2 separate regions of the Homo sapiens genome follow, and region 2 is linked to region 1. Evidence: chromatin loops called from intact Hi-C (ENCODE). Cell type or tissue: heart right ventricle. All regions are shown on one strand. Each heading gives the region's core, and the rest is flanking DNA. Links, peaks and the distances in the headings are about the cores only.

Evidence for each region. Peaks named below come from ENCODE experiments on the same cell type or tissue, not always from the same donor. Only the 100,000 strongest peaks of a DNase experiment are listed, where the experiment ranks them.
Region 2: it touches region 1 in a loop (2.0-fold over the local background); 2 of 110 quality-filtered maps call a loop at or near these places.

What each region holds. Positions count from the first base shown.
Region 1 is chr17:34,518,024-34,520,930 of GRCh38, reverse strand. No RefSeq gene overlaps it. Among named protein-coding and RNA genes, the nearest start is that of TMEM132E-DT, 60 kb to the left of the region's middle. In heart right ventricle, for the core only: a CTCF peak has its summit at 1,433 (motif pointing right); no DNase peak of the experiment used is centred there; H3K27me3 peaks cover 1,663 bases.
Region 2 is chr17:34,473,829-34,476,735 of GRCh38, reverse strand. It overlaps LOC105371738 (a long non-coding RNA gene), which reads right to left. Exons shown (of 4, transcript XR_934687.3): 1 at 2,824-2,907; 2 at 882-938; 3 at 17-80. Among named protein-coding and RNA genes, the nearest start is that of TMEM132E-DT, 100 kb to the left of the region's middle. In heart right ventricle, for the core only: no CTCF peak of the experiment used is centred there; no DNase peak of the experiment used is centred there; H3K27me3 peaks cover 401 bases.

The DNA of each region.
Region 1 (2,907 bases), core at 139-2,638:
TACCTCCAGCCTTCCTCAGGCCAGGGGGACGAGGAGGTGATGTCTTCTGGCCTAAGCGGGCAGGAATGTCTTGGCGGCCTCCCTGTGATTTCCCTCTGCTCAGTCAGAGTCTGTCACACTGTCTCCTCCCCTCCTACCAGACTGTGCCAGCCCTGGGAGACTTATGGAAAGACACTTTGATCACAGGAGCCCAGGGGAGCTGTAGCAAGTGGGAAAGTAAGATAGCGAGAACATGCAGGTGAGAGTTTTCTATCCAAAGCCGGATCAGAGATTCCTGTTCCCTGCGGTTATGCGGGGACTTGCCACTGTCAGGCAGCAGTGACCAATACAGATACAGACAGCAGGGGCATGACCAACACAGATACAGACAGCAGGGGCAATGTGTAAGCCTGTCATTAGCAGAGGTCATTAGGCCACTGGGGAGGCCTTCTATGGCTTGGCTGTCACTGCTCTGCCATAGTCATCACTTTTTTTGGGGAGAACCAAACCTCGCCTTTACTCCTTGTCACCCCATCGGCTCACTGGAATCACAACATCAGAGCCAGAAGAGCCCCTAGAGATCATCTTCTTCACCCCTTTGGTAATGGACAGGGAAACCGAGGCCAGGGGTGAGTTATTTGCCCAAGTCACGTGGTTTCCCAGTGGCAATGCTGAGATTAGGATTTGGAGCCCTGGTTTTCTGGGCAGGATTCTTTCCATGACAGGAGAGGAAGTCTGGGGTAGTAGTTAAGTACACAAGCTTTGGGAGCAGAAAGATCTAGGCTCACATGCAGGCCCAGCCCCTGGCTTGCTGCTGTATGACCTGGGAGGGTCTCAACCTCTCTCTTTCATCACTGGATGCACATGGATCAGGACCGTTGTGCGACCTAAATGAGAGGTGTACCTAGGAAGAATTGGGTAATGTTTACTGCTATCACCACTGTCATTGCTGTTGGGGCTTCATGCTCCAGGCAAAGCAGACAAGGAGCCACTGCATGAGTGTGGGGGGAGGTGGGTGCAGAGTGCACAGGGCAGGCAGCCTCCTCCCAGAGAGTCTGGGTCCGTTTCAAGGGCCTGGACTTCTTAAGGGTGCTAAACTCCCAGGAGGGTCAGATACCTGACATAGAGGCTCTTATTTATTCCTCCCAACAGCTCTGTGAATTGAGTGGAACTATCCCTATTTTACAGATGAAATTTACAAAACCAAGGTCCAGAAAGTTTCAGCAACTTACCGCATTTCCCAGTTGGTGAGAGGTAGGGCAGTATCGCAACCCTGGGACTCCTTAGTTTTTTCTGCTCCACCAGTGGCACCTGAGACCAGCCTCGCTGTGCTTGCAGGGCATGAGATGGGCGGCTGACTCAGCTTAGAACCTTCAGAGATGCTGAACCCCACCCTGTCCTGGCCTGGATGGGGGCCCCCATCTCTCTGGGCTGTCTCCTGGGCTAAGCTGTGTCCAGCTTCACCCAACAGAGGGCGCTAAGGCCCTGGTTCTCTGGCCAAGTCCTGGACCACCAGGTTCTGCCTGGTTTCCATGGAGACAGGTGGGGTTGAGTCGCCCCAAGATGGTGCTAAGGTGAGAACGCGCTCTCTTTTCTTCCTCTGCTGCTGCCTGTGCTGTTGATATTCTTGACTTAGGTCAGCTTGGGAGTTTTGGCTTGGGAATAACACAAAATAAAACAGGATGGAGTTTCATAGTAAATTACTTTAATTTTTATGGTGCTGTGTGCCCTGTTTCCTGACAAAGTAACTCTATATTTAATAGTTTACAAGTAGAATTTTTCTCTTTGGGTGTTTTGGTTCTCCATGCCCCCACGCTGTCACTTTATCCCTGCATGCCCTCCTCCTTCTAGCCTCCATTCGAATGATTACAGCCCCAGAGAAGAAGCTCAGAAACCATGGAATCCACCTCAAATGTTACAGCAAGGAGCCTGGGAGCCCAGAGGGGTGGTGCCTGGGCCCAGGTCACACTGGGGGTTGGTGGCTGACTCTCAGAGGCAGGATTTGATTCCAGGATCCATCTGGGATCCAGAGGCCCCACGGCTGCTGGCAGGATATGCAAATGGGTAGCAGGCTCAGCCCAAGTTTGGGGGTGCCTAGTCTCTAAGAGTGAGCAGAGGCCTAAGGGCCTGTTCTCAGAGCTGACCATCAGGTCTGTGATGTCCTCAACTCACTTTCCCTAGTGCCAAGGCAGAGTTGGGGAGCCCACCCTTCTACCCCACTCCACCTTTATTCAGATTATCCTTCTGGGACCCCCTGTCCTGCCACCTTTGTTCTCAAAGTTCACATTTATTGGGAGGGAGGTCCCTTTGAGGTCACCTTTGAGGTTCTTGGTAAACTTATCTCTATTAAAAGGCTGGGGTTGTGGGATTGGATCCCCTAGTAAGGTACTAGCACACTTAAAAACTGCTAGGCTGGGTGGAAGGGAGGAGAGGCCTCCAGCAGCCTCAGAGTCCCCAGGGATATCCTGGGCCCCGTATTCACCTGGCTGCACCCCTCCATTCCTGCAACTCCAGGGAGCTAGCGCTACTTGCGAGTCATTAGATGAGGTGTTTGAAATGCGCATTCCTCCAGGTGTGCCAGCACCAGCAGCATCACCTGGGAGTTGGTTAGAAATGCACACATTTGGGCCCTACTCCAGACCTACTGAATCAATGTCTGCTGGACAACGATATCCAAGGGTGATTGCTTGCATGTTGGTATTTAAGAAGGGCTATTTGAAACCGCACCTTGAATCTTCATCCATCCCCATTTAACAGATGCAGACACTGAAGCCAGGGCAGTTAAATGGGCAACCCCAGGTCATGGCGTTAATAAGTCACAGGGCTTGGGTTCAGATTCCACCCTTTCTGATGCCAGAGGACTTTGGAGGATGGGAGGTTTTCAACAGAACAAGATGGGGGAGAAGCGCCTTTGGGAAAAAGGGACAG
Region 2 (2,907 bases), core at 236-2,735, 44 kb after region 1:
CAGGTGTCATTCTCACCTCCCTGCACCTGGTGTCTTCAAGGCCTGAGCCCCTGCAGAGTTTGCTATCATTTTAGGGGCTTCTAGGGAGAAAGGAGATAAAGCCATCTTTAACTAGAAGTCAAAGCTGCATTTTCAAACTGTTTTAGCTGCAGAACCTCCAGGTCAAAGGAAACTTTCTGTGACAGCCAACGTGTAAAGCCAAGGAAAGCAGAGCTACCCAGCTGGAGAGGATGAGGCCTAGAGACCCCCGCTTGCTACCCCTCAACCCTCACCAGCTTCTCCCTGAGACACTGGCTGCCAGAACTCAGTGTGAAAACCACTTAGACACAACAATCCCTGCCCTCATTTTACAAATGATGAAGCCCAGGTTAAGAGAGGAAAAAATATGGAATTTGGCCTTTGACCCCCAGTTCAAAGCTCTCTTTTTCACACTTTGTTGCTTCTGAATAAAGGATGTATGGTGGCTGATTTCTATTTGCCAGTGCTCAAAAAGTTAAGGATAATCCCCCCCGGCCCCTCAGCAAACTCCTTCTGGGTCCACTGTCTCTGATTCTATCTTGACATTCTATTTTCATCCCTGCTACTTCCAGGGATAATCACAACAGGTACATAATTGTTATCTGTTGGGTAAAGTAGCTCTATGTTTTATTTGCCATAAAAAGTTATCTTCCCATCGTTTGGCCCCTGTCAGCCCCTGTGACCTAAGCTCCCTCTAGTCCCCTTCAGAATTCCAGTGCCCCGCTCAGCAGGGCCACTGACTGCACCCCCACACATTCCAGGTCATAGATTCTAATGACAGCCAGGGTGGAGAACACGCCCATTCTTCCATTTCTCTGTCTCTCTAGGGCAAAATTCTGTCTTCTTTTCAGCATAAATGTTACCTTTACAAAGTCTTGCCTTGAGTATGTTACTTCATCTCTGGAGCCTCATTTATTCATCTGTAAAATGAGCAGAATGGGGCCTGCCTTACTGGGTTTTGGGGAAGACTAAATATGCTAATGTATGAGTTGGCACAGTGCTAGGCACCTGCAAAAAATGACTCAGTAAATGTTAGCTATTATTATTGTGTGTCCATCCATTGTAAAACGTCCCATTCTGTCTTTTGGTGTATGTCTAATTTCTCCACTAGTTGGATGGGTATTAGTCTCGACTGTGCATTAGAATCACCGGATGGGATAGGGAGGGGGGATTTTAATGAACATGGATGCCTGAGCCCCATTCCAGATCAAATGACTATGAATCCCAGGGGATAGGGCCCAGCTGTTTTAAAAGCTTTCCAGGCCATGGATTCTGACTGCTAACCAGGATGGAGAATGCTGAGCTAGACCATGAGTTGCCTGAGAGCAAAAGTCAGGCAATGCCCATTTTTGTATCATACATAGCACCTTGTATCTAGCATCCTGTAACTGCGGAATGAATGAATACATGAGCAAGTATTAGACACAAAGCAAAAATTAGAATGAGAAGGTCTTTGTGGGTATGGGTTTTTGTATTGAGGGTAACTGGGATCAGACCTGGCTGGCTGGAATGTTATTAGGAGCCTAGCAGGGAGTTCTTGGAGGGCTGTGTGTGCCTGAGAGTGGGGCTCTGCACCCTAGTCTGGGGAGTCATATCTCTAGGTAGCCTGTGACTTACAAAGTGCTTTTACAGACCTAATAGAGATCACATGAATAGGCACTATTCTTACTCTTACTCTTTGGACAGATGAGGAAAGTGGCCAGAGTCATTATGAGTTGCCCAAGGTCTCCCAGACAGAGGGCTGCAGAGCCAGGCACGGACCTGTGTCTCTGGACACCTGGTCCCATGCTTGGTCAGTCTCTTTGGAGTGAGGCTCACAGCTGCCCCTCCTGGATTCTAGGAGTAAAGTCACGCAGAAGGGAGGCAGGGAAGTGAGGGGCCTCTCTCTGAGAAGTTGGCTTCCAGACTCCAGTTCCTTGGAAAAATGTGGAAGAAATCTTGGGTGCAGTTGCTGTATGTGTGTGTGCATGTGCTATTGTGTGCCCCTGCATGTGTGACCATGCTTGTGAACTTCTTGCTGCTTGTGTGTGGCGCGTGTGGCTGAGCATGTGTGCCTGCCATGGTACTGTGTGTTGCTGTTTGCCAATCTATGTGATTCATGTCTGTTGTTGCTATGTTGCATGTGCATGTTGTGTGTGTGCTGTGTTTAGAAGCCTCCTGAGCTCCTCAAAGCCTACTCCTCCAGCCAGGAGGCCCATGGCCTGGCTGGGAGTCCAAGGACTGTAGTGGCTGTCCCTCTTCAGGAAAGAACCCAGAGGAGAATGACCTTTCTCTCCAGGCCTGGGTCCCGCTCCTCTCTCTGTCCAGCACCCTGCACTTTCCCTCTCCCTGGCCCCCACTGCCCTCACCATGACAGCTTCTTACCAGAGCAAAAGTAGGCAAAGTGCAAAGAGGCTGCCCATGGCTTTCCCAGCCCCATGCCCCGCCTCACTGCCTTGCTCCTGCTGAGCTTTCCCGTCTGCCAGGCTTGGCTTCTGCAGGAAATTTCCCTGGGCACCTTTACTCCCAACTGTGTGTTAATTACTTAGTCTCCAGCCTCCCCATCCACCTCAGAATGGAGGGACAGGGTCACCTTGCTACATAACTTTACCCCTGTTTGAATGATAGTAATAAGAGGCAGCCAGGGGCCAGGGGAGCAGGTTGACAGGGTGCCTAGGCCAAGACTACGGCCACCACAAGGAAGACACTGAGTATGAGGAGCTGAAATACACAAATCTGGCCCTCATGCCCCACTCCTGTCCTCCCTCCTCGAATCTAAATGCACTCATCTCAGGGATTGGAGGTATTTGAAGGGAGATGACTTACCTGGTTGCCCAGATACCTGTAGGTGATGTGCCAAGCCTGTTTCAGTCCAGGGGAAGAGTCCTTTTCAGGAGACAGCATGAGGTG